4 separate regions of the Homo sapiens genome follow, and all the other regions are linked to region 2. A link is a loop called in an ENCODE intact Hi-C map of the cell type or tissue named here. Cell type or tissue: ascending aorta. All regions are shown on one strand. Each heading gives the region's core, and the rest is flanking DNA. Links, peaks and the distances in the headings are about the cores only. Region 1 overlaps NGF (nerve growth factor). Region 2 holds the start of LOC124904359 (a long non-coding RNA gene). Region 3 has its middle 88 kb from the start of NGF. Region 4 has its middle 84 kb from the start of LINC01765.

The links. A loop is a pair of places that touch in the nucleus more often than their neighbours do. Peaks named below come from ENCODE experiments on the same cell type or tissue, not always from the same donor. Only the 100,000 strongest peaks of a DNase experiment are listed, where the experiment ranks them.
Region 1: it touches region 2 in a loop (4-fold over the local background); 2 of 110 quality-filtered maps call a loop at or near these places.
Region 3: it touches region 2 in a loop (3-fold over the local background); 2 of 110 quality-filtered maps call a loop at or near these places.
Region 4: it touches region 2 in a loop (2.2-fold over the local background); 2 of 110 quality-filtered maps call a loop at or near these places.

What each region holds. Positions count from the first base shown.
Region 1 is chr1:115,326,192-115,334,081 of GRCh38, forward strand. All of the region lies in intron 1 of NGF (nerve growth factor), which reads right to left. All of the region lies in intron 1 of NGF-AS1 (NGF antisense RNA 1), which reads left to right. Among named protein-coding and RNA genes, the nearest start is that of NGF, 8.1 kb to the right of the region's middle. In ascending aorta, for the core only: a CTCF peak has its summit at 4,424; a DNase peak (open chromatin) is centred at 4,500; H3K4me3 peaks cover 1,150 bases; H3K27ac peaks cover 5,000 bases.
Region 2 is chr1:115,065,285-115,073,174 of GRCh38, forward strand. TSPAN2 (tetraspanin 2) reads right to left here. Exons shown (of 8, transcript NM_005725.6): 2 at 7,621-7,723. LOC124904359 (a long non-coding RNA gene) reads left to right here and starts at 3,612. Exons shown (of 2, transcript XR_007066474.1): 1 at 3,612-3,713; 2 at 3,983-4,405. In ascending aorta, for the core only: a CTCF peak has its summit at 4,141; DNase peaks (open chromatin) are centred at 2,437 and 4,087; H3K4me3 peaks cover 915 bases; H3K27ac peaks cover 4,457 bases.
Region 3 is chr1:115,422,650-115,430,539 of GRCh38, forward strand. No RefSeq gene overlaps it. Among named protein-coding and RNA genes, the nearest start is that of NGF, 88 kb to the left of the region's middle. In ascending aorta, for the core only: no CTCF peak of the experiment used is centred there; a DNase peak (open chromatin) is centred at 3,822; H3K27ac peaks cover 2,752 bases.
Region 4 is chr1:115,180,176-115,188,065 of GRCh38, forward strand. No RefSeq gene overlaps it. Among named protein-coding and RNA genes, the nearest start is that of LINC01765, 84 kb to the left of the region's middle. RefSeq lists an enhancer at 1-284. In ascending aorta, for the core only: no CTCF peak of the experiment used is centred there; DNase peaks (open chromatin) are centred at 4,456 and 4,926; H3K4me3 peaks cover 1,888 bases; H3K27ac peaks cover 4,179 bases.

The DNA.
Region 1 (7,890 bases), core at 1,545-6,544, 260 kb after region 2:
AGGACTAATGAGGGAGAAGGGACATTAGGAGAAGAGACAGGGACATGTGTATTCCTGAGGTGTCCTGGCACTGTTGTTACATCTGCCTTAGACTGAGTAGTTGGGGAGCTCCTCAGGCATTCGTTTGTGTTCAATGGTGGTGGCAATGGTACTGAACTACTATAAGGTACTATATCCAAGTTTTAGACAACCAAACGATTGAGCAAAAGCCACCTTGGTTAATCTTTAAGAAATAAGTGGTACTGATACCACTTTATAGCCGAAGAAACTGAAAATGAGGGCACTATAGCAACTCGCTTTCCATCACATGCACTTTAAGCACGACTCCTGGGACTGGAACCTTGGAAAGCCTGTTTCCACATTCATGCTTTTTCTGTGGTGTTCTTGGCCTCTGCCTCACAAGGTTCCGCTCAATGCCTGGCACAGACCTCCATTCTGACCATGGCAGGAATACCTCATCTCTGCTCAAGTTTATGTGAGTGCATCTACATCTGCTACTGCGTTTGGAATGGACCAGGAGGAGCCAGAACTGCTCAATACCAGGGCAAGTGACTGTCAAGATCCCTCATGCAACTAAGGCCAGAACCAGCACGAGCACCTGGAGTTTCACACTCCTGGTCCAGGTTTTCCCATCTTACCTTCTGTGTCTACAACCAAGATGTTTCCCCATCCATCAACCATATCCAGTGCAACAGCCCTAATAGATATGCAGGGGAAGTAGCATTATTCTCATTTTCCAGATTAAGAAACAGAGGCTCAGAGAGGTTCTGTAATTTGCCTAAATTATACCACTAGTAAGATTCTGAATCAGGAATAAATTCCTCATCTCCTAAATCTAGGTATTACTGAGCTGAAATAATCTATCCCTGACTTAGCCATTAGTTTTTATTTCTTACATAATAACTTTCCCAAACCATAAAAGAAAGAAGATACAAACAAACTTTTCTAAACACCAGTATTGCCGGTCAGAATTCTGTAATAGGTTCATAGTCGTTTAAGAAGTCAAAATGACTGGAAGATGAACATTTTGTGCACCATGTCAACTTAAAATTATTATTTTTTGGCTTAATCATAAAGATGCTTTAAAAAGAACCTTTGAAACATATTTGTGTTGCTTTATGAAGCTCTCTGCTTTCTGACATCTCCTGCTCTTTTTTGGAAAAGTTCAAAAACAGCACTTGAAAACCCCACCCCCAAAATATTTTCTTTCATTTCCAAGACACAGAGATGCTGACACATGGGCATGAAATCTGAAGTCAAGCTTTGGAGTCTGACCTCTTCAAAACAGAAAATGAAAACATTTCTAGTGTTCACACTTTCCCTGTGAAAACACAAACACAACACTCTTGAACACAGGTGAAAGGAAAGGTAATTCGTTTCATGCGTAAGAAACATTCTTAGTGGTGTGTCATTTCAGGGGCAATTGATTCCATTTGTCATTGCAATTTTCAGAAAGGGTGGAAATACACTCTCCCCGCCACCTTTTCAGCACAAAAAAAGTAAGTCAGCCTTTGCTTTTTCCTTTAAAAACAGGTGCAACAGCAATGAATTTAAACATCTCTCTGCTGGCTTGTTTGCAGTCCACTCCAGCTCCCTGGTGCTTGGCTCAATATCATTCACCTGCTTGGGAGGTGGGGGCAGGGCATGATGTGACAAATGTCTCTCTTCTGCTATAAATATTATTTGAAATGGACAACTGGCTTGGCGACATTAATTTTACAGGCAATAGTGGAATAAGCGGTGGAGAGAAGAGGATACACTTAAAAAGATGAACATTATCCCTAGAAGCAGGTCTCTTTTCTCGCCTTCTGTCCCACTACCTTGCAACCTCAAATAGAGATATCTTAGCTGCCTAAAAAGCAGCATTAAATCTTTGGTCTGGACAGGAATTCAGCATTTGAGAGGAGATGTCACTAATAATCCTCTCTGAGTACTAGCGGTGAAAATGGGGCCCAGTGGGAGGGCATTTTACTAGGGAGAGAGTTGGAATGAGCCCTGGGGGAACAAGGGTGAATACAGAATGGGGGCAGGCTAAGCTTCCATGAGAACTAAGAGGTAGGCAGTTTGTCATCACTGATCTGTCCTCAGAGGCTACATTAGCCAGGCTCTCAAGAAAATTGGGACATGTCACCTTTGTGGCCCTAAGGTAGAATCTTGGTGTGGGTCACTCTTTCATGTGCCCTCCACTGGGAACCAAAGGTCTGAGGTCAGTGATAGATTGCCCATTGGGTTGAGGGCTGGAGTTAGGATCAGGGTTTACCTGAAGGTGTCAGCTCCAGCATTCACATTAAGAGCCTTTAAACTGTTTATACCAGGGGAGAAATTGAAACCCTCTGCATTGTGGCAGCCTGGAGCCTCGCTCAGGAGAAAATGTTAGACTCTCTGCTCTGGGCAGAAACTTCTTTAGAATTTTGACAATATCAACATTTTAATGGTATCTTAGCCCTGTTGTTCTTATAAAAATATACTGAAGGGGAAGGATATGATTTTGTGGGATCAGAAGCTCCTGCCAAAGTCACTGAACCCACACTAGGACCAAAGCGTTTACCCCAGTGGCAAGGCCATGAAAGGCCATGCTACCCAATGTCAGTGCCCAGTGACAGGGAGGAGGATGTCTTGTGCCCCTTGGACAATTACTGTTATGGTCATGCTTGGGGAAGAGAATCAAAGAAAGATGGCTTTGCAAGCATGAAATGGGAGAAAGACAGTGCAGAAGGTGGGGCCAAAGACAGGATACGATTATTGTTGCTTCTTTGCTGTGTTTGCCAGAGAAAAAGCAAACCTTAGGGATAAAAACATTGTCAATAGTTCTGATGAGGTTGAGTAGTTACAATGAAGATAAGAAAGAGGGAAGAGGAAGAGGTAGAAGAGGAAAAGAAGAGGAGAAGGAAGTAGAAAGAGGAAGGGAGAAGGGAAAAGAAGAGGAGGAGGAAGAAGAAGAGAAGGAGAGGAAGAAGAGAAGGAGGAGGAATGGGCAAGGGGAAGGCAGATGATGACAGCAGCTCTCACTTACTGAGGGTGTCCTTGGTGGCAGGCACAGAACTTCATAGTATGTACTTCATACATCTATGTATGTACTTCACAGATGTACTTCATACACTTTGTCACTTAATCTACACAACAGCTATACAAGAGAGAAACTAGTCTCACCTTACAGATGAGGACATTGTTGCTTAGAGAACAAAAGTTACCCAAGATCACACAACTGCAAATCACAGAGTTGGGACTTAACCCCAAGCTTGCCTGGCTTCAGAGCCATCCGCTGTTCGAAATCATGCTGTTGTCTATGCCAGTGGCTTTCACACTTTTTTTGACTATGACTTATAGTAAAAAAAATGCATTTTCCATCATGAGCCAGTTTGCATATATATGTATATGTACATACATACAGTACAACTAAAACAAAAGTTTCATAAAAATTTTCCCTTGCTATATCCAATGCATATTAATTTTTGAAAATGTTACTCTATGCTCTTTCATTTTTTTCCCTAATGAGAGTTGCACACTAAGTTGATTTCACAACCTGTATTTTGTTTTCTTTTTTCTTTCTTTCTTTTTTTTTTTTTTTTTTTTTGGAGGCAGGGTCTCACTTATCTTGCCCAGGCTAGAGTGCAGTGGCATGATCATGGCTCACTGCAGCCTCAACCTTCTGGGCTCAAGTGATTCTCCCACCTTAATCTGCTTAGTAGCTAGGACTTACAGGTGTATGTCACCATGCCTGGCTAATTTTTTTATTTTTATTTTTGTACAGATGGGGTCTCACTTTGTTGCTCAGGATGGCCTTAAACTCCTGTCCTCAAGTGATCCTCCCGCCTCAGCCCCCTAAGTGCTGGGATTACAGGCATGGGCCACACACCCGGCCTTCAACTTGTAAAAACATTTTCTGTTCTCTGCTCTATGGCAGTTGATTAGAAGTGTCCTTGAACTCCTGCTTGATCTTAGTGGATGCTGGGCAGCATCTCGCTTCTGAGGCATGCAGCTAATTGTGTACTCTGGACCATCCCTCTGGCAAGAGGACATCATTAATAAAATATTTCAGAAATTACAAATATCTGACAAAGCCATTTGCTTGGAAAAGAGTCAGTCCAGGAAACCATCCAGAATATATAATCACTCATCTCAGGCACTGACTGCTAATATTTTAGGCAATTGATGTATGCTTTAGCAAAAGAAACTATTTTCTCTGTTTTCAGAACCTAAAGAAGTCATCTGTTCTGAAAGGCTACACACAGTCGCCATCTAACAATAAATGGTAAAAGAAAAGAAACATGCAAGGTGTTGTGGTGACTCTATCAATCCACCCTCCAGAGTAGTGCTGTCTTTCTCAATTTGGGGTGAATACAACCAGGATCTGAAATTAGATTGCTTTTCAGAGGAGCATGTACATCTCCACCCTGGTTTGGGATTTCAGGGATGATTTTGTTTCAGCAGCTAGGGGCAGTGGCAGGTTGGTTGAATCACATTTAGGTCATGGAAAGTGAAGTCTGATCAGGTGGCTCAGCTCGAGTCAGCCCTGATGGGCTGTGGACTCGGTGACTTCACTCCAAGCAATGTGCACGCTAATTGAGAAAACATGTTCCTGTGATGGCCTCATGCAAAAATCCAGATTTACGAATTTTTTTTATTCCTAAGAATTCCTTAAATATTTGCCGTGCGTGTCTATACAGCCTCCTGGAGTACTTCTCCTTACTGAGTAGGGTTGTGATTTCTGCTGTGGCCCAGGTCAGGCTTTTAAAGGGTGGGATTCTGACAAAGGGCAACTGGGCAAGCAGCCACAGGCCTCGGGGAGAAGCAAGAAGAGGGCAGCAGAGGAGAAAAATAACCCAGACCTCCTGTGCTTTTCCTGGGGCAGAAAAAGCAATTCAAAATCCTTGAAAAGCAATTGTCTGCAATGTCAATGAGGGGGTCCACATCGGGAAGGGGCCTCAGCTTACTGGGCATTGGCTATATTCCAGACTCTGAGGTAAGAACTTTCCAGCACTCTCTCCTTTCCCCTTCACAATTGCCCTCAAAAATCAGTTGGCATCATGATTCCCTTTTACAGATGAAGAAACTGAGGCTTACAGGGGTTAAGTAATGTGCTCACAGAGCTAATGAGAAGTGAACTTGGACCTAAATCCAGTTCTATCTGTGTGCCAGGACTCCTGTAAAATCCTACCTGCCTATGGGACAGCCCCTCACTGCCCTCCGAGGAGCCTCCCTGAAAGCCTTCTTGACATCCAGACCTGTCCCTCTTGGAGGTCATATATTCACAGAATTAGTACTTCCACTAGTTCCAGTTTTGATACTGCTTGCAATTGCTCCATGTGTTAATTCACATAAGAAGATTAAAAAGCCTGCAGACAAATTTTGTTTGGTCTGTACCCATGTGTGGAAAGTGAAGAAATTTCAGAGTTTTGGCTTTTCAGTCTCAAAGTTTTGGCTTTTCTTGAAAAGTTCTTGAAGAGATCTGTATTGGACCTATAATCCTTTACAGCAATGGTTGGCCTGTCCCTTAACAATGAGGCATAGCCTCTCTAGTTTTTCACAGCCCCAGCAATCTCTGGCCTCAGCTCATTTATATTCTCTCATGAGCCACTAAGCCTTTTAGTTATGACTCCTGAGCAAGCTCCTTGGGGCAGGATCATGATTTATATTTATTTTGAGTCCCCAGAGTGCCCAGTGTCCCAGGTAGCATATTAATAAGGATGCTAATTGAGAGAAGAAAATCTATCCAGTAGCCTCATACATGGTGGGCCCCCTCCCCTGTGGGGCGAGGACAATCTTCCCCTTTAACCACAGGTTCTATGTAATTCAGCAACAGCTGCTTAACCCTTGGCTCTTGGTCTGGGAGAGCAGAAATGCCCCACTGCCATAGCAAAATTCACTTTCTCTTTCTTTTCTTGTAAACTTGAAGAATTCCTAAGACATTTAAAATCCTAAAGACACAGAGGAGTTGTTACGTGGAGTAAGGAAGCAAAACATTCTTAAAGCTGCAAGCAAACATGGTCATTCTCAAGAAATGCCTTATTTAGAGAGCATTGCATAACATTTCTGAAATAAGAGTCTGAGGAGAAGTTTGCCTCTGAAAGAAAATTACAGGAGAACCTCCGTGAGTCTTCTCTTACCCAGACATTACAAGGCGAAGATAAATCGCAAGATGAAATGTTTGGTTAAAATTCTATCAAAATGAGAATGTTAACTACAGAAGGTCAAAATATCAGTGAGTAAATTCCTAGAGAAGTCTTCAATGCAACCAAAAAGATTTCTCCTCCCAAAACAGAAAAGCTATATATGCACAGATACATTAAAAACATACAAAAAAGATGTTATCCTACCTGAAATTAAAAAAAAACAACTATGAAGTGGGGGCTCCCCTCAGATCAGCCCTTCCAAGGGAGAACGTGAGGGGAGGAAGCTCATGTTCGTTGGTGCCCCCCTCATGCCAGGCCTGTGCTGCTGTTTTGCCTATGCCTTCCCACTTAATGTGCACAACAGCCAGATGACAGCATAGCTACTACTAATATCTTTGTCTTACAGATGAGAAAACTTAGGGACAGGAGAGGCCCTCCTATGTCTCCACTTTCCTGGAGTACCCCGTCCTTCCCCCTGCTTATCTAGTCCAGCACCTCTCAGGCAGCTAGAAACAGTGTGACTTCTTTTTCTGAAAGTGTTCTCCATAATCCAAAGGGAGCCTGTCCCACTTGGCATCACTCATACACAATGGGGGTTCAATACATATCCATAGTGATGAGGCAGTACCTCAATCGTTGACCTCTCAGCCAGGTCTGCTCAGATCCAAAAATGGGTTGGCATTTCACTAGACTGAGCAAGTGAGACATGCAAGTCACTCCATTACTAATGAGGGTTGTAATCCATCTGTAATGATGAAGAACTGAAGTCAGGACAGTCTCCCCCACCCCCTAACCTGGGCAAGGGCTGAGCTCTTGAGACCATCCTCCCTGGGCTCACTTAGCAACTGCACACAGAGGGGAGGTGACCTATACCACCAACTCTGACTACTGAAGGAGCAGCCAAAGGAAATGGGAAAATCAGCCCATCTGTACTGACAACAAATACTTCGTGGTTATTGGGAAACTGTTCCTGTAGTAGTGGATTGAAATTGCCCAATGTGGAAGGGCTTCTGTGTGAAACTTGGGTGGTTCATTCCCACTGATTTCATAGCCAGCTTCTTTCATTCGCAGGGCTCTCCACCTGCAGAAGCCACCACAGGCGGTGCCAAAAGTGCCAAAACATCTCAATCTGCTTAGCCCAGTGGTGGATTTTCAGGGAAATCCTGACTGTCTGACTCTGACTAATAGTACTACTAAAAAAAAAAAAAAAAAAAAAAAGACTTCCCGCACGTGAATGCGTTGGCTACAGTCTTAGGCAATTCAAAAGCATTGTTGCTAGTTCCACCTGACAGATTTCATCATCAGATCAACCTCATTTGGGGAGGGAGCTCCTTAAGACTTTCTTTCTTTCTCTTTCTTTCTTTCTTTCTTTCTTTCTTTCTTTCTTTCTTTCTTTCTTTCTTTCTTTCTTTTCTTTCTTTCCTTCTTTCTTTCTTTCTTCCTTCCTCCCTCCCCCCTCTCTCTCTTTCTTCATTCCTTCCTTTCTTTTCTTTCTTTCTTTCTCTTTTTCTTTCTTTCTCTCTTCTCTCTCTCTTTCTTTTCTTTTCTTTCTTTTTTTTCCCTCATTTGAAATCAGCGCCAAGCTCTGCAGTTCCTTTTCACTCCTACTTGTAATGAGTTGGGCATGAGTAGAAAGCATGTGTTCCTATAATACCCTCCTACCCTCTGAAGACATTATTCATTTTAACCCTAGGTACTATAAATAAACAAATAGTTCTATTTTCTGTCCCCCAATGAGACCTTGAAGCAGAGGTGAGAATAATGAGCTATTCTACTT
Region 2 (7,890 bases), core at 1,024-6,023:
TATCCTTCTTATGGTCTGACCCTCAAAAAATAGCTGCTGAATGTAATAATTAATTTACAGCCACATTTTAAATTCCAAGATGGTTACTGTAGAGCCTTCTCCTTCCCACAGGAGCAGGTGTGACAAACATACGACCTACTTCCCAAAGCCCTCATGCTTTCCGAGTCCTATTGCCTTTGATTTGAAAAATAGAAAACATTTTGAAATTACATTTTCATCATGAATAGCTGGCCTTTGGGATGCCAGTGATCTCTGTGACATGCTACCACAAGTACTTTCCCTGGGACACCTTCATTTTTAAAAATTTAAAAAGTATTTAAAATTATTTATTAATATCTTACTGATACATAATAGTTGTACACATTTTGGGGGTACATATGCTATTTCAATGCATGTATACAATGTGTAAGGATCAAATCAGTGTCACTGAGATATCCATCACCTCAAACATTTATCTTTGTGTTGGGAAGTTACAATTCTTCTCACCTAGCTACTTTGAAATATATAAAAATTATTGCTAAATATAATTTTCCTACTGTTCTATAGAATACAAGAATTTCTTCCTTCTATTTAACTGTATTTTTGTACCCATTAAGCAGCTTCTCTTTATCTCCCCAACCCCCTACACTCTGCGGCCTCCAGTAACCATCAGTCTACCCTCGGCCTCCATGAGATCCACTTATTCAGTTCCCACATGAGTGAGATCATGTGATATCTGCTCTTCCTGTGCTTGGCTTGTTTCACTTAACACAATGGCCTCTAGTTCCATCCATGCTGCTACAAATGACAGGATTTCTTTCTTTTTATGGCTGAGTAATATTCCATTGTGTATATGTACCACATTTTCTTCATCCATCCATCTGCTGATGGACACTTAGGTTGACTCCATATGTTGGCTATTATGAAAAGTGCTGCAATAAACATGGGAGTGCAGATGTCTCTTTGATTTACTGATTTCCTTTCTTTTGGATATATACCCAGCAGTGGGAATGCTGGATGATAGCTCTATATTTATTTTTTGAGGAACTGCCATACTGTTCTCCATAGTGGCTGTACTACTTTATATTCCCACCAATAGTGTACGAGGCTTCCCCTTTCTCCAGATCCTTGCCAGCATTTGCTATTCTTTCTCCCTTTGATAATAGTCATTCTAGCTGGGGTAAGATATGGAACATGTTCCCAGGCAATTCCATCACTCTTTTCTTAGGTTTCAGAGTCTTCTTTTAAGCTAGAAACATCATTTTAGTTAACATAAAAATGAGAGAGAACCTCCTAACGGCCTACTGGGATAAACTCACTTAAAAATGTGGTTCCCCCCTTTTAGGGACTGGACGTGGTCATCAATTTTAATGGCTTTCTAGCAGCAGATGGTTTTACATAATCTGCTAATGACCATTTTTTTATTTGAAATTTTTTTATGTCCCTACATTTATGTCCCTTCAGTATCCCCTGAATGCATATAATAATGCAAATATCTAGAATATTGAATGCAACTTAGTTTTTGGGAAGGGCAAGTGTTTCAGATTTAGGATGTTTTCACATTTTGGAATGTTTGCATTACACTGGTTGAGCATTCCTAATCCGAAAATCCCAAATCTGAAATTATCCAATGAGCATTTCCTTTGAGAGTCAGGATAGTGCTCAAAAGGTTTTGGATGTGGGGGAATTTTGGATTTTGGATTTTCAGATTAGGGATGCTCGATCTGTAATAACAATAGCCAATATTTACTGAGGGCTCACCACAGAACAGATACTATGCTTAAATATGTTCATATTTCACAGCTGAAGAATCTGAGACACCAAGAAATTAAATAATTTATGTAAGATTGCATAGCTTGTGAGGGGAAAAATTGGAACTGAACCTAGGGGAGCCTACTCCAAAGTGCAGTCCCTGAACCCCTATGCTTTCGTTTTAGCAGTAACTGTGAAGAACAACAATGCTCTTAGCTAGAAATTGGTTCATTTTGCAATTTATAAATGGCAGTAGAGTTATTTTTCTTCTCCCTTGAGAAAAGTACTTGAGATGTCTAGAATTGATGATTCCTGGTTTTTCCTCTGAAAGTACAGGGCTGGGAGCCAGAAATCCAGGCCTGCCAACTATGGCTTGAGGTAAGTCTTCCTACCCTTCAGTTTCGTTAGCTGCAATATGGAAATGATTGTCTATTCCAACTTCTTATAAAAATGCTCTGGAGAAATTGTCTCAACAATGTAAGCTACAACACCTCTCTGGTATACAGCTACCATGGATGTCAGGTACAAGTGAAAACCAAGTAAAAAAATATGACCAGCGTGAGTCAGAGTTTTTAACAAGCCAAGCCACCCCCTTGGTGTTCGGCACTGGAATGCTTTCCTTATACATAACATCCAGCCACAATCAGAGCCAGGCTTGGAGACTCTGAGTTCCACAGGGAGAGACAGCTGCAGTCAGGCTGCGATCCTGGAGAGCCGAGTGGCTCCTGCGTGTGTGGGCAACCCCTTCTTGGAGAAAACCTGTTAATATCCTCTGCTCACAGACATGACTTCATGCACCAAGCACACAGTCTCTCCAGTTTTCCAAGGGCTGAGGGGCTCGCTCCCTACTCTGTAACTCTAGAAAGAAGACCCCTGGGGTGTCTGCCCACTCCAGAGAGGGACTGTAACAGGAAGTCAGATGGGCAGGTTGCTGGAATTTGGAAGACACGGGGGCTTCTCCCAAGAGTGCCCTGAAAGAGACTAGCGTGGACAAGGTCTAGGCAACACGGAGCAACCCAAGCCCTCCTCTGCCAGCGTCACTCCTGCCAGGTCCTCTCTTCTACCCTTAGCAACCAGTGGACACAGAGACTTTGGAAGGGCCTCCAGGCCTTGGCCTGGATGCAGAGGGCCCTGAGAAGAGACACAGGTGGCAGTCAGTCTGACTATCCTCTCGCCCTGTCCTCATTTCCCACAGCTGGATCCTCCTGCCCTGCCCTGGGATTGACCACACCTCTGGCTTGGAGGTTATGTCTGATCTTTATCACAGGAAGGGAAACTCGCTCCATCCCCAAGGAAAGAGAACCAAGGATGCCAGAAAGGAAAGCTTCCCCCAGAAGATGGGACAATTTCCCTTACAAAGTCTGGCAGTCATCTACCCCGAAGCAGGGACCTAGACAAGTGTGTCTTCCTGGGGTTCCTCTCAGAGAGGAGAGTCAAGGCTGGAAGGGCTTATTTCTTTAAGAACCATTTGAATGTGCCATGCCTGTTTAGGACACTCTTTAACAAAGGGGTGATAAGAGTTTAATGGGCTGATTTATCTGGAACCTATTCTGAAAAGGAAATACCCAGATCAGTGAATGGTGCCCTGTGACAGTGGAGTGAGATTTTCCAAACACTGGGCCTGTTTGTTTCCTAAAGTGCTATCACCTCATACTGTATGTTGTGCAAATCCATAAACAGCATCCTAGTGTATTTTTCTTCTTGTTTTGTTGCTGGAGAGCAGGTATCTTATGTGGAAAATTATTTACTGAGGAAAAAATGTCAATTTCTACAAACATGTCTATTGTCTTTCTATTTATATTATAAGACATACTTGAAAGGGAAAAAAGGTACCTGACTTCACAAGGACTTCTTGTTGCCACTATCCAGAGAGGCAGCACCGGGAGACAGGGCAAGCACGGACCTGGCTGTCAGCAAACCTGGGTTCCAGGCCAAGCCCCACCAGGAGGAGCTGGGAAGCCCTGGCTGACTGCCAGCCCCAGGTGTTTATCCACAGCCTGTAGTTTCCTTATTCTGCGTGGTGCTAAGTTTCTATGATGACCCACTTCTCTGAACTTTGAGCATGGATCGTGAGTGCCTTTACCACCAACCACTCTGGGCTGCCTTAGGAAAGGGAGATGGGGTGGACGAGGAACGAAAGGTGGGTAAACCCATATCATGCCCTGTGACACCAAGAGCAAGCAGGAGGATTCAGGCCCTGCTGTGGCCTGCTGTTTTCCCTGCCCAGAATCCACTTCTTTTTCTCTATTAGGTAAAGGGAACTCCTCCATTCTCAGCCCATGTGGTTTGAGAGGGCTGACTCACCTCCAGCTCCACGGTGGGCATGAAGCCCAGGCATATGCCCACAAGCAGCTGTCCACAATGACAAGTTCGAGGATGGGCACGAGGTCCAATACTGCCAACGAGAGTTAGGCCTGGGGCATTACATGCATCTGTTGGAATGAAAAAAGCATGTTCTACTTCTGGAGTCACTCTGGAAGTGGAGCCTAGAGCCACTGACGGCCGTTTTATCACATGGAGAAGAAACCTGCTTAAGAATGGAGCCAAAGGAAAGCAGGGCCAAGAGATGGCTCCAGACTGGACTCTGGTCACATCATCTGAGTCCCTGAGACCAGTATTAACCCTTGACCTTTCAAGTATGTAAGTCAATAAAGGTCTGTGTTGCTTTAGTCAATTTGAGTAGGTGTCTGTGATTTGCAATACGAAGAGTCCTGATAGACATGTCCATAAAGATATGACATAATGAAGAATTCCTCATATCTCAGGCAGTGTGTGTATTGTTTGGTTTAGATTAGAAACAAAATCAGGAATGTGGGTGTAGAGCCAGTTCAGCCTCTGGCTCAACACAGGAATCTCCTGAATGAAACACACAATTCTGATTCTTGCCACGATAGTGGTTAAATATGACATGAAGGAGAGCTCACTTTCATCTATGGAAGTCTATTCAACCTTTTGATGTATCTAATCATAAAGGTTTTTATGTGGAACTGACATCTAGAGCTGTGAAATGGTTATCAGCCCTTTGTTTCTGGAGAAACACAGACTGAGGTTGCTCCCGGGGAGGTCTTCCATCTGTAGCGCCACGCAACGGCCCCTCCCTCTGATGGAGCGGGGGCCCCTTACTTAGACCTGTAACTCAGGTTTCCATCAGAAAGTCATGAATTATTACTGAGAGGCTTGACTCTGCCTCTCACTACCTCTTTTGCCATTTTGATTTCTTCTGTCCCTGAGTTTGATTAGGCAGGCTTAAAAATGTTTAATAATGTTTCTTATCTTTCTGTTTCTTTCTTCTTAATTCCTTCTGCAATCACTGTGGGTTATACCCTAATTTGTCCGGCCTGATTATATCAATAATCTGCTTTTTTTTTTTTTTCTGTCCTGGGATTCCCCTTTCATTCTACTTCTGCCATAATAATCTCTTTAAAGTACAGTGCAGATCATACCCTACCCCCGGCCCCAAATCATTCTTCTACTGTTTACCAACTTAACCCTGACATTCAAAGGCCTCTATACTTGTCCCCTTTCCCTCCCCAACATTCCAAATCCTACTGCCCACCATGCCCTAGTCCTCAGACCCCAACAGAGCCCCCAGCCCCTCCCAGCTTGCTAATCCCTCCCCACAGCCATTCTTTGTGCATGCCTTCCCCTCAGCCTTTCTAGTCCCCATTTTTCCTCTTCTCCATTGATTACAGCCTGGTCTTTAAAACCTAACTTAAATCCTTCTTTCCTTACCAGTTTAGAATGACCTCTAATGCACCCACTGCAAATACCACTTAGCTGGCATTTAGTCACATACTAATTTTTATTGTAATTTAAATTGTGAAGTCTATGAGTCTTTTCATTTATATTACAAGTTACATGGGGGCGGTTACAGAATTCTTATACATTTTTGTGTGACAGCAGAGCCCAGGACTGTGAATGCTGGCCAATGGATTATATTTAGGTTATACTGATAGGTTATATTTTTTTGTCTCAAATGTCCTTGCCCTGTGCATACTTCCTGGAAACCATGTGGGTAGAAAGGAGCATTTCAGTTTTATGTCTACGGCAGATTCCTCTGCTTTTTCCTTGTCACAAAATCCCAATCTTGTCCAAGTGTCACAGGTCCTATGGGGAGCCCAGGCCCCTCCCCAGGCCCAGGGGAGGGTGTGAGGGTGTGAATATCAATTAGTCAGAGATCCAATCATAGTAATTCGCTTCTTGGCCATGATTGGTTTAGGCATGAATACAGAATGCAATTTTGACTAATAAGCTGCAAGGGGAAATGTGTTGGGAGATTCTGAAAAAGGTTTTACTCATTCAAAAAAGGGACCCTATGAAGCGAAATTTGCTTTGTTCTCTTTTGGATGTTGCTGTACGAGAATACGATGCCTGGAGCCACTGCAGCTATCTTTTAAGGGGAGATGTCTAAGGACACTGAAGACAGCAGAGAGGGGGAAAGAACCTGGGCCTTTGATGACTTTGTTCAGCTCTGAACGAATTCTGGAAAGTCCCCATCTCCAGACTTCTTTTACTATATTTCATCACTGTTGAGATGATTTATTTTTTGGTATATTTTAACAATGCTGAAATTAGAATGCATCTTTTATGGTATGTCATAGCTAAGCTAAACTGGTAGCATTTTTTCCTTTCTTAATGGAACCTAAAATAATTGAGTGTTTTACAAAGAGCCACATCTAAGATTTCCTGAAATGTGGAATGTCCTTATTGTTATCCATCTTTAGTAGGTTTTCTGCTACTCTCCTCTAAAAGTATCCTAACTGACACAGCTCTTTTCCTCGCAGGAGGATGCTGTGTGGGAAGAGTGTTTGTAATAAGAGGTAGCACAGCTGCAGGCTGGCCCTTCGGGAGGATGTCCCTGCTCTGAGTGGGGCCTGCGCTCTCTCTCTCATGGAAGAGACTCTACTCTTCTTGTGATTTAGAGCAAATGACCTGTGCAGGATGCTCTTCCTCCCTGCCATAGAGGTCACCACAGCAACTGAAGCTTACTCTATGGCTGGTGCAGATCCTAAAACAGCCAGTATATGGGGGTGCCACCTTTAATGACAATTGTCTTGGGCTTTTTGAAATCTAGAGTCTTAGTCCACTTAGCTGGGGAATGAGGAAAGGTCACAGGAAATGCTAGAATTAGGTCAACTAATCCCAGGGCAACAATGCTCAGCCCCTACTAAGAACACTGCCTTGCGGGTGGAGGCTGCACCCCACCCCACACTCCTCACCCCTTCCTACAGAGGTGGGGTCAGAGCTATTGCCCCTTCCTGCTGGAACCTCTTCCCAGGGGAGTCCCTCTCATCTCCTCTCCCTCCATCCCTCCTCTCCCTCATTCTTCTCTCTCCTCCCCTCCACTCTGCAGTCCCTAGTCATGGAGAGACTGAGATTAGCACCTTCAAACCTGTATTTTGAGTTATGTTTTTTCCTAGACAATTTAAAATATAAGATCACAAAATAAAATCCTACAGGGGTCCCGTGTCACCCCATATAGACTAGTGAATGACACACTTGTGGTGTACCCACTTTACTCCAGGGGCAATAGGGAGTTTTCTCATTCTTTGAAATAAATTTTAGCTGCATTTCCTTGAGACTTCTTTCCTTGAAACAAAGCACAACAGGCTGCTCTTACCAGCCCCAGACTCCCTTGATTTTGGAGAGCGGAGGAACAGACCGTGTGAGGGCAAGGGGAAGGGGTCACCACAGCCTCTCTACCTGTCTCCAGCAGACAACTCGGAGGGCTACACCAGTGCACAGGGGCTCAGAGGTGGCTCCTTTCAGCGTCTTTCCCTGCCTCTCTGCCCTCCCCCTCCCACCAAAGTTCAAGTGCAGCTTCTGCTCTAAGTCTTTGCACAGCCCCATCTACTCTGAGCTGGAGCTTAGGAAGCTGGAGTCACTCACCCACATAGAAATACTCTGGGGACTTGTCCTCTGATGATAACTCCTTTATGGCACCTCCGAACCGAAACCATAGTCCAAAAGCAATGACGGCCGATCCAGCCAGCTGGAAGGCAAACGACACTGTGTTTACAGTGGAAGGGGAAAGAGCATGCACAGATCCGAGAGCAGGCTCTAGGCACAGGATGCTGACAAGGTCACCCCTTTGGAAATCACTTAGACCACCTTCCCATTTTATAGGGGAGAAAATGAAGGCTCAGAGAGGTGAAGTGA
Region 3 (7,890 bases), core at 1,912-6,911, 360 kb after region 2:
GAGGTTAAAGATTTTTGCCTCTAAAATTCATGTGGTATATTGATCTGTTTTTTTGCACTGTCAATTGTCAATGTCTGATTTTAGTATCCTATTAATACTAACTTTATAAAACACATTAAGAAGTATTTCCTCCTCTTCTGTTTTCTAGAAGCCATTTTGTAAAAGTGATTTGATCCCTTTTTAAACAGTTGGTAGAATTCTCTGGTAAAACCATCTGGGTCTGCAGATTCTTTTTTTGTAAAATTTCAAATTATGAGTTCGATTTCCTTAGTAGTTATATATTTAATGTTGAGTGAGTTCTGGTGGTTTGTGCTTTTTGAGGAATTGGTCCATTTCACCTCAGTCATGAGATTTACATCTGTAGAGATAGAATCGTTTGTGATACTCCTTTATCATCCTGTGTGCAAGGTCTATAGTGATGCCCCCTGTTTTTCCTAATATTAGAAGTCTGTGTCTTCTATTTTTCTTTGTCAGTCCTGCTAGAGGTTTGCCAATTTTATTCCTCTCTTCAAAGAACTAGGTCTTTGTTTTGTTGACTACCTCTATTGTTTTTCTGTTTTCAGTTTCATTAATATCTGTTATCTTTATTATTTCCTTCCTTCACTTCACCTTCTTTGGGTTGTTTTGCTTTTCTTTTTCCAGATTATTGATACGGGAACTTAAACTATTTAGCTGAGGCTTTTCCTCTTTTTAAATGTAGTAGGTGGAGATGAAAATGCCAGCTCCCTAGTTAGCCCTCTCAGGCGCCACCCCAACAGCAGGTGGGGGAAGCTGGGGCACCTCATTACATCCCAGAGAGGGTGGAAGCCTAGGCTCGCCACTTGATCTTTGCTGGTGTTTTTGGGGTTGAGAATCAGTTTTTCCTCTGCTATTTGACTGGAGCAGAGCAGTTTCTGTCTATAAGCTTTATTGTAGCTTTCTAGGTTGCTCTTTTCCCAGTACTTTGGCTAGAGAGAGCAGGCTTTTGTTGGGTTTTTTTATGTCTGCACCATTGGTGTTCCCCTGTTGCTGGCTTCTCCAGCACCCAGTCTGGGATATGTGAGGCAGAAAGCAAGCCTAGGCAACTCAACTCTGTGTCATTTTTTGGATCATGAGGTCCCTAGTCTGTCTCCCTTTTCTCTCACCCTTTTAGGGTCTTTTTTGTTGTTGTTTTACGCATAATATCCAGGGTTTTTAGTTGGACCAAGCAAGAGGAATGGAGGAAAATACATTTATTCTCTTCCCAGAATCAGAAGTCTGAGTCCAAAATTGTAATGTGACCAGCTTATTGAAGAGGTTGAATCAGAAAGCAAACTTTACATTCCTTTCATTGCTACCCATCAAATAGACCGTCAGATCCCCCTGCCCTGGATGATGTCATTAGCAGATCGTTGTGCTTTTCAGATCAGTTTCATGTGTGAACGTTCTTAATTTTCAGGGATTAAATCCAAACTAAACCAAAACTTCAACTTATCCACTTCAAACGATTATTTTTTCTTTCTGCCCCATCAGGCTTGATCTCAGTTTGGCAACCTGCATAGAGGAGGACTTCACTTTCCTTTCTGTTTTTTTCTGTCTCCCCTCTAGCTCTCTGTCTATCGCTTCTTTTCCCTCCATGGTTGGGATCAAAAGAGGGGAAAATTAAAGGAAAAGAGCAAAGTGTTTTGTTATGGGCTGGAGCTGCTGGAATTAGATGTGAGTGCACTCTGCCTGGAAGGTGCCCAGATGGTGCCTCTCGTTCTCAATTGCAGGTCCTTCTGAGTCCGTGCTCTGGTGGGGACCACAGATACTGCAATCTTTTTTCTGACATGGGCCATGCAGTCTCTGGCTGGCAAACTCTGTCTCCTGGCAAGCCACTGCCTGCACCAAGTGGTTTGTGCTGGGGTTAATTTGCCCCAGCTGGGCAGACATATAGGAAGGATCCTCTCAAGACAATTCAAGACCAATCATCTTCTGCAGTATCTGTGCTAGCCCCAGGAGAAAGCAACCTTGCTCAGTCACTGTTGAAAGAGTAGCTTGCCCAACTTCAGTGCCTTGTTCACTTTTGACTCTAGTAAACGGCACTAGTGGCCTTCTCTCTTTTAGAATTTTCTGGAGGCAATTCAGGCACTGGTGTATTTGCTCTACAAATTCCAAGGGACTCTTCCATCCTGCTCTGCTGTGGCCTTCCAGCAGCACCAGGGCAACAGAATCTCTGTATTGGCTTGAAGAAGGGGCAAGAAAGCACTTTCCCTGAAACCCCATGAGAAGGGAAAAGAAAACTCAGGACACTGTTAAGTCACTTCAAGGAAATCTTTACTCCTCAGCATCCTTGATCAAGCTCTAGCCTTCTTTTATGTATAGGCTAGAGGTGGGACAAGAACCATAGAACTATGGTAGAACCACCTCTTAGCAATATGGATGGCCTGGAAGTTTCTTTAGAAAGTGGAGTTGTCACCTTGGGCGCTCAGGTGTAACTCAGAAAACACAGGTAAAGTCCCATTTAAAATTCTGTCACAGTAAGAATGAAACATCACACTCCAAAACATGCCCGAGTCTATGGCATAGTGGTTTTGAGACACATGTCTGTCTCCCAAATCACATTTATCTTCATGTGTAGTTTGAGTTTTAGGTTGACCCACAGCCCACCCAGTGGCTAAGTCATGGCCTCATTGTAACACATCTTCATGTGCCCTGTGGAGAAGTGCATTTAGCATGGGCTAAATGCAACTGGACAGAGGAAGCAGGACATTAAAGGGAAAGCCATGAGACAGGACAACTGGAAAGTGACTGCACAATTCACAGAAAAGTGAATTGGTGAGAGCCTTCTTCAGCCACAGAAGTTGTGTAAGTCTGTGGGGCAAAAAGATAGAGCCTCACATAGCATTGGGTTCTACAGCCTAAAGCCTTTGTCCCATGCCTACAGCCGTCTTCCTAGGAGTGCCCATGACAAGCCCATGTTCCTGTGTGTATTGTTTCAGCCCTGCTAGTTTTCTTGCTACACATTTCACGGCATCATCCTCAAAATAAAGAATGAGGAATTTGCTTAACATTCCATGTTCTATCGTGGCTGTTCACCACGCCGGTTACTAGAGTCTCCATAAGTGATGCACAGGGATCACCAGGTTTTAACAAGTCTGAATAAATAAAACACATGCAGCCCTAAGATTATAGGGTGTTCACTTGTGTCTTAGGGTCTTGTAGTGTTGAAGGATCATTATTGTGAACACCAATTGCTCTTGGATTGGTAGCTGCAAGGAAGGTCAGCTAATAAATTGTCCAATTAAGAGAATAAACTTTTAAGGAAGCCGAGGACCCCGAGAAATGAGGTGGTTTGCCTAACATCAAGCACTGGGTGTGCAAACCTACAGCTGACGTGACAGCTTCTGGGTTCCCATTCCTTTGCTCTTCCCTCTAGCCAAGGAAAAATAACCACTAACACTGAGGAGACAGCCTCTGAGGTTTAGCTCATGACTGACATGTGGGTCAAGTGTGGGAAACTGAATAGACTCCAACACCATAGCCTGACATTGCTATTCACCCCCTCTACTAAGAACAAACTTCCATCTAGTACGTGACATCTGAAAGGAGGTATCTCACGTTGCCTGCTTGGGTGGCAATTCATTTGGGAATCTCTCGGGGAAAGCACAGAGCAGAGCTGATTTATGGCACCACCACAAGGTATCACCACAAGCATCAGGACCAAGTAGAGGAAGCACCATAGCCCAGCCCGGAGGCCAGCATTCCAGCCTGTGAACAAATCCTGTGGATTGGAATGCTGCTGCTAACCCAATGTGCAGGGACTGCTGGCCCATGTGGAAGCCTCTGACAACAGTTTCCTGTGAGAGACCTGGGCTCTGGGGAGGCCACTTCCTGCTGTGTCACGGTGATGTGACCACGAGGGTGGGAACTGAGCCCAGGAAAACTTCCTTCTGGACAAGGTCGACCCTGGCTTACGCTGAGTGCTTTTCCCTGAGATATCAGGGCTTCTGTCACCCTGTTCAGACCAGCCCCTCTGGCCACTGCCCTGCCAGGATCTATCTTATGGCACTCTTGGGACTCTAGGGCTAAGAACTGACCAGATTTAGAAATTTTGATGACTCAGGTACATGGGAATTTGAAGGTCTCTCAAGCTATCAACAAAGCAAACAAATAAAAAAAAAAACACAAAATTTCTCTTAGAAGACAAAAATGTCAATGGGATTTTTTAGGCAGTAAAATCATGTTGATTTTTCCTCTTTTTATTTTGCTGTATTTTCCAAGCTTTATATTACTTTTATGCTGGAAAAATAAACTTTATTAAGAAAAAAATGCTCACAATAACACCTAATTGATTCAATTTAATTATCCAAGGGACGCCAATAAATATTATCAGAAAAGCTTTATAACTTAGCCGGCCAGGAGGTTGACTACTGGGTGGGACCTTTTATTTCTCTGGGCCATGTTCCTCAGATATTGCCTGTTCACCAAGCCTTTAGTTGTTACCATGTCACAAAACCCCTACGTTTCCTAACAAAGAAATTTTTGCATAGCTTTCTCATCATCACACAAGATGGAAGACAGCCCACCCATGTGATCGTATAAGAAAATCACATGACTTGCATCTGTTCAGAAGGAGCAATGACATAAAGATAGTAGCTGTTTCTTGTGCTTGGCTTCAGTCGCTCTACATAGATCTTTAACCTTTACAACAAGGATTAAGGGGAGGTGATCTAAGGTAAGGGTAATCTACCTTAATTCTTATTGTAAGGATTAAGCTGCTGGGCTTGGATCTTGGCTTGATTATTTTTAAACTCTGCTATTCAGGTAGCTACTTAATTCCTTTAGTCTCAGTTTCATCATCTATAAAATGATGAAAATAGTACTACCTATCTAATACAGTTTTATGAGGATTAAATGAGGAACTCAGGTAAAACACATAGCATGGTACCTGGCTTAAAGTAAGAACTCCATCTCTGGTAATTATCATTATTTTTAAATATATAGTATGGCAGAGTGGGAGAGTAAAATTAAATGTATATAATATGGTCTCTGCCCTGGTGGAATTTATTTGAATTATAAATAGATAAGGCTCTGGCTAACAAGTGCCTACATCCCTAAGTTTTCAGACCAACCCACAGTTGAATGTTCTCTTCCTGCTTAGCTCCTGTGATTGGGATCTTTGAGGGGAGAGTGTTGGAGGACATCACTGGCCAGTCAGGTGGAGGACATCTGATGTCTACCCATGACTGCATACACTACAAATCATGAGGCCCACAAGGTGTGTCAGCTCAGATCGTGGGGTCATCCGTATTTACCCCTTAGAATGGCTTAAGTTATCAGGAAAAACCACAGTCTAATGGAGATGCCCTTTCAAGAAAATTCAAATCTCAAGGTAGATTCTGGTGGAGGAAAGTTCCAGTGAATGCCTTTATTGTTGCTTCTATTGTGGCTTTATGTAGTTAAACCCAGAAAAGTTAGAGTTTCCAAATATGAAGCCATAGGACAGAGGATAAGAAAGAGGAAAGAACAGAACAGCCCCTGGGGCATTTTCCACATTATTTCAGGATCCAGGTTGCTAGGTGTCCACATATGATATCTTCACCAGGAAAGGAAAGAAGTTGAACACACTACACACTCAAGACTTTTTTCAGCTATTTGTCAAAGTTAGTACCTTAAAGAATGAAAACAGAGGCAAAGATAGCGCTGCTGGAATTTTATATTCAGAATCCACCCAAAACAGAAATATCTGGGCAACCATGGTCTATAGAGTTATTCTTACATCTGAGTCATGAGGCTACTCAACCCAAGGGAGGTCTCTATAGGCCACTGAGATGTCTGAACTGCTCTTTTCACCAGCAATAAGGAGGAATGATTCTGCATTAGATGGGTCAGTGAACACTTCAAAGGGCTCTATCTCTGTATCTCTTCTCACTCTCTACATTCTTCCTAAGTGAAGTCATCCACTTCCTTGGATTTACCTATCACATATGATACGTTTTGAAAAATGTAGATACCACAGTCAAAGAAAAACTCTGTATAACCCACCAAAATGCCTCTCCTATCTCCAGACCCATTGGATCAGTGACAAATTCTTTCAGCTGCAAATAAGAAAAATAAAACTCAATTTACAGGTGTGTGACAGAGACTGCTAGTTGTTCACCAAAATTCATCCTTTCATAGAAGCTGGAATATGGTTTCCTGGTTACCATACATTTCCCAGCTTGCCTTGCAGTTAGATGTGGCCAGTTCTTCCAATGGAATGTGAATGGGAGTCATATGTTTGGCCCGTAAAACCTCCCAAAAGAGTAGCTCTATCCTCATCCCCCTCTGACTAACTGTGACTCTATGCCCAAGATGACTTTGGGAGCCATGTGTTATGAAGAGCAGGGCCTCCATTGGCTGTGTCCCTGAGCTTTCCACCACCTGTGACCTGTAACATCCAGCCTCAGCCACTCAAGAACAAGCAATGTGTCTATTGTGTCTGAGCCCTTACTTTTGGAGCTATTTATTAGCCTCATATATCCCATCCTTTAAAAAGCAAATGTCTAACCTAACAAACCATTTTTATCTTACTTAACAGGAAGTTCTGAGGCAGTAGATGGTAGCATTTATTCAGGTGCTCAAAGATGCCATCAGGGACTAGGTTCTCCCTTTGTGCTCCAGCATCCTAGTGTACTGACTTCCTTCTCTCACTCTTGGCTCGTGGTCACAAGTAGGCTGTTGCAAGGAGATATGTTGGATATGGAAGTTATGTCTCCCTTCCATGCAAGAAGAAGGGGAAATGGGCAAAAGTCCCTCTTTATTCTTCATTAGCTGGAACAGATGAGTCACTTGCCCACAATGTGACGAAGTGGCCAAAAGGAATGAGATTAGCACAGGTCATTTAGACCAGTCATAAGTCATCCATTGGAGTTGGGTCTATACCCTTCTAATATCAAGTGATCTCTGCTTTTAATGGAATACTTTGGGGTTCAAGCAGAAGGAAAGTGTCATATGGGAGATGATTGTTGTCTTGGTCCATGCAGGTTGCTATAATAAAATACTGCAGACTGGGTAGCTTACAGGCAACAGAATTTCATTGCTCACAGTGCCTGCAGATTTGGTGTCTGGTGAGGGCCCACTTCCTTCATAGATGGACATCTGCTCACTGTGCCCTCACATGATGGAAGGGGCTAGCTAGTTCTCTGCAATATTTTTATAGGGGCACTCATTCCATTAGTGAAGTCTCTGCCTCATGATCACCCCCAAAGGCCCCACCCCTAATACCATTACCTTGGGGGTAAGATATCAACATATAATTTGGGAGGGGGTAGGGGCACAAACATTCAGAGTATAACAGTTGTTGTGGAAGCAAAGATCAAAATCTGCTGCACTCACACAATCAGCTGCTTGCTGGGCCTCTCTGACACACCAAGAATCATCCTTAACACTTTACTTTCTCTTACCTCCATATCCAGCAATCACCGAGGCTGATTCATTTCTGTCTTGTGACTATCCCTCTGTTCTGCCTTGTTTCTCCCCTCCCATTCTCTTTCTCCATTCTCTGCTATAGCTGTCTCCAGTCCACTCCACTCTCCATTTCTCACACAATCCCTGGAAGGATCCTGCAGAAACTCAAATTTCACCCCACAACTCCCCGGGCTTAAATTTTCCAGTAGCCACTCACTGGCTACAGACTAAACTCTTGTGTGTGAAATCTAAACCCCTTTATGATGTGACTTCTGTCTTTCATCCACTAACCAGCAAAACCACATTATTGTAAGTTACACACACACACATACACACTCCTTCCCTCTCTCTTTCTCTCTCTCTCCTCTCTCTTTCTCTCTTTATGCCTCTATTCCCTCTTTCCAGACACACTTTCTTTTCCTTTTTGTCTGTCCTACCTTAAAATTTAGTTCCGTCTTCAAAAACCCCCTTCCCTGCCTATTCCCCAGTTCTGACTTAGGC
Region 4 (7,890 bases), core at 1,997-6,996, 120 kb after region 2:
GCCGGATCTTCTCCTACGTACCTGCTTCATTTTTCCTGCTGCCTGAAGAGAGTAAGTCTGCTTCCTTCCACTACGTGGGTAGTAATGTGGGAGTGTTTTGATAGCTAAAGGGCCGCTTGCGTGTTTGTACTGAGTTTCACACACATGCAGAGGCACCCAGCCCTGCACCAAGACTCCTGGAGATTGTCCATGGACTCACCCTGGGACAACAGTCACCCCATTTAGTGAGCCTGTGTTTTATGTGCAATTTGATGATCATAGTAGCTCTGTGAGATAGAGTTTCATCAGATATTTAATATCAGATTGTATTAACATCATTATTACTTTACAGGTCAGGAAACTTAGGCTCAGAAAAGTTGCCTAAGATCCCACAGCTTTTAAGCTTTTAAGAGGCAGTTCTGTTTCACCCTAAAACCTGCTGCTCTTAATGACTTGTACATATTGTTCCAACCCTAGGGTGAGTTCTCTGCCCTCTTGGGAGCATCCTCATTTTGAGATCAGGGGTTCTTCATCTTTTGACTTTCCAAGACCCCAAACCTCATCGGAGCACAGCAGGTACAGGCTGGCAGCAGAAGGAAGGGACAAGATCTAGATAACAGTGTGTGGGTGCAGATTCAATAAAAGTAGAGAACTCAGTATTGTGGGGGCCGAGTGACCAGGGCTTGTGATGGACTGAAGGATGGATTGCGGCAAGGCTGTGATATAGATATGATTTCTCATCAGGCTCCAAGCCCTTTAATAATATCTCCTCATGGTCCTGGTTTAGTGGGCTACTCTTTTAGATGAGCCCCACCTCTGCTGCCTATTCCAAGAATGTGATGAGAGAAGGGTGCTAGAATTATGATCACATGCTTTTGAGCTGGAGGGGTCTCAGAGCTCATTTAATCCAATTTCCTCAGGTAATAGGCAAAGAAAATGAGAGATAGAGGAGCTTCTGTGACTTTCCTGAAATGGTGGCAAGACCGAGACTGGAACACAGGTCCCTGTTCTACCCAGTGCTCTTTCTCTGACATCACCTCTCAGTACTCTGAACAGGATTACAGGCAGCTTGAGAGTCTATAAATTTGGGATAAAATACAACAAAGCTTTCATCTTACAAGTCCACACAGATGGGCTACTCCTTCCCCATCCTCTGGCCCTCCTCTCCAAGTAACCTATCTCATTATTCCATTCTAGGCCCTTGGGACCCATCCTCCCCCGTCCTTTATTTGTGTAGTCTTATGAAGAATCCGCAGCGTAAGAATTACTTTCTAACAATGGCATCTAAGAGTGGAAAGTTTAACTGTAAGTTTGGCGGGCAGAGCAAGCATTGTATTCATCTGCAGATGGCCTTTCTCTCTCTTTTGGCATTGATAACTGTCAGTTAGTTCCCCTCCACCCCACAAGAACCTGTATTTGGCAGAATAGATATGTCAGCATTCTTGTAAAGTACATTTTTTCTTTGTGAGAGGCCTTGCAAAATGAGTCCTTAGCTTTCTTCCACTGGCTTCAAAGTGTCTCCTCCTGTGAACATGCTTGATTCCCTTTGGACTATGCTGTGATGAGGTGTGATGTTATGGAAAGATTTAGTTCCTAAAGTCAGATAGCTCCTAGGTTGAGTCCTGGCTCCACCGCTTTAATAGTAGTGAGACCTTGGAAAAGATACTTAGCTCCAAATCTTGACTTCCCTACCTGTAATATGGGAACATTGGGGATCACTCAAGAAAAGGTATATGAAGGGGCCTCCCACGTAAGATGGTCTGGATGCCTCCTGGAAAAGATAGCTTTATCTTTAGGAAGCTGAGGAGATTTGGCTGCCAGTTGTTGCCCGAGAAGGGTAAAGACTTTAACTTCAGGTAAACCTCACAGTCATCGCTTTGGTACACACGTATTTGTGTACCATAAATAATAAATAACAAAAAATAATTGTTTTAAATAAAAATTTTTTAAGATAAAAAATATTTTTAAAAATAATATATTTAGATAGATATTTTAAAACAATTATTTAAATATAATGTATTTAAATAATTTAATTTAAATTAAATAATTAAATTATATTTAAATTTATTATTTAAATATTTTTAAAAAATAATTATTTAAAAATATATTTAAATAATTATTTTTAAAAATAATTATTAAAAAATATTTTTTAAATAAAAAATTGTTTAATAAAAAATAATTTTTCTCTTGCTGTTGTCCATGTTATTTTCCTCAGCGGCATCAGGGAGAGTGGTTATCACCTAGGGGAACAGCAGGGCACAGTGTGGGGAAGTGTGGCTCACAGAGTCCTGGTCCTTCCCCCAGCTGCCATTTACCAACCATCTGAGACATTGGGCATGGTATTTAACTTCAGCTTACTCATCCGGAAAGTAATGGGAACACTTACGTGTCATGGGGGTGACTAGAGGATTGATGGGATGGTGCTTGTGGAGCACTTACCGTTCAGGGCCTGGCATATGGTAGGTGTTGCTTACTGAGTTGGCATAATTTCTGAAATCCTTGTTTTGAGGGTATTTCTACATTATTAACGATAAGCAATAGATGCTTACAGGAACCTCCCCTAGGAGGTGATAATTTTCCTGGTTCCTCCAAAGTTTTTCCAATTGGCTGGGTTATGTTTCTGGTTTTGGAACGCAGGCCTTCCTTAGCAGGAGGGTCCCTGGTCTATGTAGCAAGCGTTGCTTATTCTTGGTTCCCTCCACTCTTTTTGGAGGTTGAAGCTTCACAATCTTGAGCCTTGATATGACTTTACAGAGGAGAGTCTGGTAGAGGGTGTGTTGCTCATCTTGGACCCTACTCGGGATAGGAGAGAGAATAGGGTTAATTTTCAAAGTGCCAAAATACCTTTGCATATATTGTTTCCTCTGCCTGGAATGGCCTCGCTTCTTCTGGTAAGTCCCTAATCATCCTTTAAGAGGCTTTTATTTTGGTCAAAGCGTTTTCCAGCCACCCTCAGTAAGTTCCATCACTCCCTCATCTGTGCACCCCTCTATTTAAATTCCTGCCATGTGTGGTCCAGGTGGCTCTGCTGGCTGTCCAGCTTTATCTCTGACCCCCTCAGCTGCCGAATTCTATGCCCCAGTCTTACTGTGTCCTCTTAGTTTCACAGGTGCACTAGGCCTTCCCTTCCCTCTGAGCTTTCATACCTAGTCCCTCTGTGTGTGACACTGGCGCCCTCCTCTGACCCCAATTTCCTTGGCCCCGCAGCCCCATGTGGTGAACTGCTGCCCATCCTCAAAAAAACCAGTTAAACATCCTTCTCCTGGTAAGAAGTCCCTGTGCTCCCAAGCCTGGGGTCTTCTTATGGGCTCCCGTGAAGCCTTCCCACAAACCCCATCACGCTTTGTGTTTTATATCCATCTCCCCAGCTCGACTGTAAGTATCTTGTGGGGAAGGGGCTGTGTATCTTTCTCCCTATTGTATCCCTGAATCTAGTACAGGCCTGTAGCAGCCATTCATCATATTAAAAACCAAAATCGATTTTCATGTTTTCTTCCCCCAAGATTGCAAGGCCCTTATCTGTGTTATCATTAAGTCCAGTGGTTAGCACAGTGCCGGGGGCTTCTTATTAGGGCCAACTTACAGCATGAACTCCTAGGCCCTGTGACAACCAGCTCCGAAGTTACTTTTTCCCGAGCAATCAAATTTCGCTTTTTAGCATCAGAGGAGCAAGAAGCTGGAAGGAGTCCCAGAGCCCCGGCTCCTTTGAGAAGGCTTCAGCTAACTTCCCCTCCCTGGCGGGTGCTCCTGCATGCCTTCCCTCCTTCCTCTCTTCACTTCCACTTATCCCCACTCCCCACCCCCTACCCAGTCAAGCTGTTATTGGCAATGAATGTAATGTTTCTGGGCTTTTCTTCAGGCTGGGACTCACTCTCATTGTGCTTAAGATCATGAATCAGTTTTGTCCATGCTTGGTCCTGCCAGTGTCAGTAAATGATCTTCTAAATCTGGTCATTGCAAACATGACTCTATCCTTTTCATTTGATCAATATGTTGAGCAACTAGGTCAATGGGAGTCGCCCCGTGGATTCCAGGCCCATTTATTAAAAATGTGGAACAATTTAAGTTCTTGCTGCTTCGACTGAAAGTTGTAGAGCACATGTTGTTTCCAGCAGGCTTCAGGGCTGGAAGGTCAAGTTTCAGATGCGATTAATTCAGTGTAAAGGTGAGCCTGCCAGACTTGGAAGAAAGAAAAACTGACAGCTGATTTATGATGTGGCTTTTAAACAAATCACCCCTAAAACCCAGCTCGTTTCATTATGGCAGAGGTTCAATTTGTATTAAAGTGTCATCCTTGGACACTGAGTGCTGCCCCTATAGTCAGCAGCTGGAAGAGAGAAATGGAATTTCAGCGGTTCCAGAAACCCTCTCCACAATGCTTGGCAAAAGAAATACTGGTGCCTTCAGTTCCCTCTCATATCTACTTAATGACAAAATGTACCATTGGCTGCTGGGCATGTGTGTGACTGCACAAAAATAGCTCTGTGAGTCCCCATTCTTGGGGCCAAAGGAGAAACACCTACTCACAAACTGCCCTTTGCTTTTGTGGCCTGGAGGGGTTTCTGGAGGTGAATGAGATTAGGAGTAGTGACAGGTATGGAGATGAAGCTGCTCTATGCTTTTGGGAAGTGACACCTGCCTGGAAATGTTGACGGGGTCCTTTTTTCTAATTAGCATGCTTCAGTTTACTGTGTGCTGTGCAGGAAATAGAAAGCACACGTCAGTGCTGAGGAAAGGAGAGTGTGACTAAAGCCTTCTCTTAGGTTTTGGGGAGGGCCTGATTTCCAGGTATTTCAGTGCTTAATGACAGACTGCCTTTCTGTTCTAAATATGAAATGGAACATTTCGCCACCATCCAGGCACACTGGAGCCTGAGGTGGACCTCCCGCCCTGCTTCTCCCAGTATGGCAGTGTAAGGAGTGGCCCTCAGACAGAGACTAGTTTCACTTTCATAGGTTTGGTCTTCCCATCTCTGTCCCAATAACAATGACTCAGTGGCAGAAAAAGTGGAGTCATTTCTGAATCCCAGACACACTGCCACATGGGCTCCTAGTTAGTGGACAATCCAGGGAGTAGCTGGCGGACCGTGAGGGAGCCAGCTGTGTGGCTAATGTGGGAGGGCGATGCTGAGAGGCAGGGGCTCTGAAAAGCCATGGTGACAGGGGAAGAGAACCTCTCTGTGAGGGGTGTGTGCACATGCCCGTGTAGGTTTTTGGCCAAATAATGCAGGGTAATGAATGCTCTCACATCCTGGGTTTCCAGGCTGTGCTCTGCTCTCTGCTTGGCTTAAGGTAGACATGTAACCGAAGATTGCTCCTAGGATGGGCAGCGCTTACTCTGGGTGTTTGCAGACAAAATGCCTGTTAGCATTTTGTCTGGCTCTGGAGCCCTGAGCCAGAGACGCCAACATCTCTTGGCTGGGCAAGTGGCTTCCTGGACTGTGGAACTGAGTCCATAAAAGGAGAATTTATGAACAAACAAGAAAACCTGTCTCTTTTCTGCAATGTTGAAAAAATACATTTTCAACATGATGTCTTCACTGCTGCTGTTTTCTGGTAAACCAGTCAAATTTAGTAAATATACTATAGTTCCATATACTATATATAGTATATATGCTATATACTATAGTATATAGCTATAGTATACAAATATAGTATATAGTATATAACTATAATATACAACTATACTGTAGTTCCCCACTGAGTCTACAGTGGGGTCACCTCCCACCCCCCTACCCCGACTGCCTCCAGCAAGCTGTTTGTACTTCTCATTTTGCACATATCACATAAAATGCAAAGCTTGGGGGCATTTACATTTGTCTATGTCCTCAGTATGGCTTGATGAAGAGAGTTTGAGCTTTAGAGCCAGACAGACTCAAATTTGAACCAAAATCCAACTTTTCAGTGGCCGTGTGAGCTTGAGAAGTCTAGTGAAATTTTCCTTGTCTGGCTTTCCTTCTCTGTAAGATAGAGCCACTCTTATTTCAGGATGATAGTGAAGATTAAGTGGGGCAATGCATAAACTGTAATTCTACTGCAATGAGAGGCCTGGCAGAGTGTAAGCCTCAGACTTCATATTAGTACCCATCTCTCTCTCCACCTCCAACTAGATGGTCATTCCTTAAAGGCAACATGGTATCATATGCATTTGTATTATCTCTCTTCTTGCCCAACACTTAATCCATTGCCTTGTATCTAGTAGGTACTCAAATAATGAAGGAACACATTTTATTTTAACTTCAAAGTGGAGTGAGAAGTGGACCAAAGGTCAGGTGAAAGGAATGTCTAATTGGACTAAAGCCTCCCTACTTGAAGTGGGGGTCAATGACCATCAGCATCACCGGATAACTAATTAAAAATGCAAAATATCAGGCCCCACCCCACAGCTACTGAACCAGAATCTGCATTTTAACCAGAGAGCCAGGTGATCCATGTGCATGTTGAAGTTTGAGAAGCCCTGGTCTAGAATGTTGTGCCAATAACCAGGTACTAAATAAATAAATGAAGGAGTAAGATTAGGAAGCTAGCAAAATAACTGATTAGAACACTACTGGTTTTATTTAAAAGGAAAAAATCTATTAAATTGAAATATAATACTAAGAATTTCAAGACCAATGGCAATTTTATGCCAATTCTAACAGACGTTGTCCTTGGCTATGATTCCGCAGCTGCAAACGTGGACTCTCTGACTTGTGTTTCCCTCTCCCTCTCTGAGCCTCTGTGAGCTCTTCCCTTCTGTTGCCCTCTGCAGAAGGCCATCTCTACTCCCTAGGTCTGGGAGCTACTTGGGGTCTCCCCAGTGAGCCCATATGCCAGGACGCTCTCAGTTACCATGGCTGCCTTCAAGTGCCCAGTGGGGATCATGCTCTGCTTTCCACAGAACGTGTATTGTTCTTGTTTGGATCACTGCCCTAAATTCAAGCTCATTCAAAAGTGCCTTTGAGAACTTGGCTCTCTCTTGCATCTGTCCTTCAGAGTTGTGTGTACCTGGAGGGCAGCCTGGGGACCATTGCTTCCAGGAAGACGAAGCATCCCTTTGTGTCTGTCTGTCTTCCTTCTGGGTGGGGGTGCGTAACGTTTCCTGCCCTCTTCTTTTGGATTGTTGCTTGGCAAATCATTTCATCAAGTCATCTGCTTGAGCTCTAAACTCTGTGGCCGCCTATAAAAACTGTTTCCCAACGGTGGTAGAAACAAAGGTATGAGCACCTGTGGATTCTATCTCTAAAATATCTCCCAAATGCCTCTGCTCTCTGCCTTGACCACCACCACCTCTCTGGGCCACCACCTTCTCCTGCCTGGATGACAGCAGTACCCTCCTGGCTACATCCCTGCAAGCTGTTCTCCCCATAGTGAGTCAGAGATCTTTTCTTAAACATAAATTGGGGTGTCTTTTTCCTGCAGAAAGCCCCCAGTGTCTCTGCACTCCCCTTAGAATGAGATCCAAACTCCTTCTGGTGGCCTCCAGAGGCTGCTGTGACCAGGACTGTCTGGCTCTGGGGCCCTGTCACCTCTTCCCTGTCTAGTGTGCTCCTCTTCCAGAAGGATTTGCTGCTCTTCCAGCATCTCACACCCACTCAGCTCTTTCTTGCCTCACCTGAGATGTTCCTTCCACAGACAGGCCTTCCTATCACCTAGTCATCTCTCCTCAGCTCCTTCCTTCATTCAGCCATCACTTTTCTAGCTGTGTTATTCATTCATTGGCTTTCTCTTTGTCCATCTCCCCTACTAGACTGTAAGCTCCATGAAGGTGGGAAGGTGCCTGCTGATTCAACAATGTCTGGAATGGGGCCTGGCACATACTAGGTACTCAATAAACACCTGCTGCATTGAATGCATGAGCCTATTGTGTGCTAAGTGTTTTCTGCTGAAATTCCTTTTCCCATATTGATTTTCTTCACTCCTCTGGGTGCCC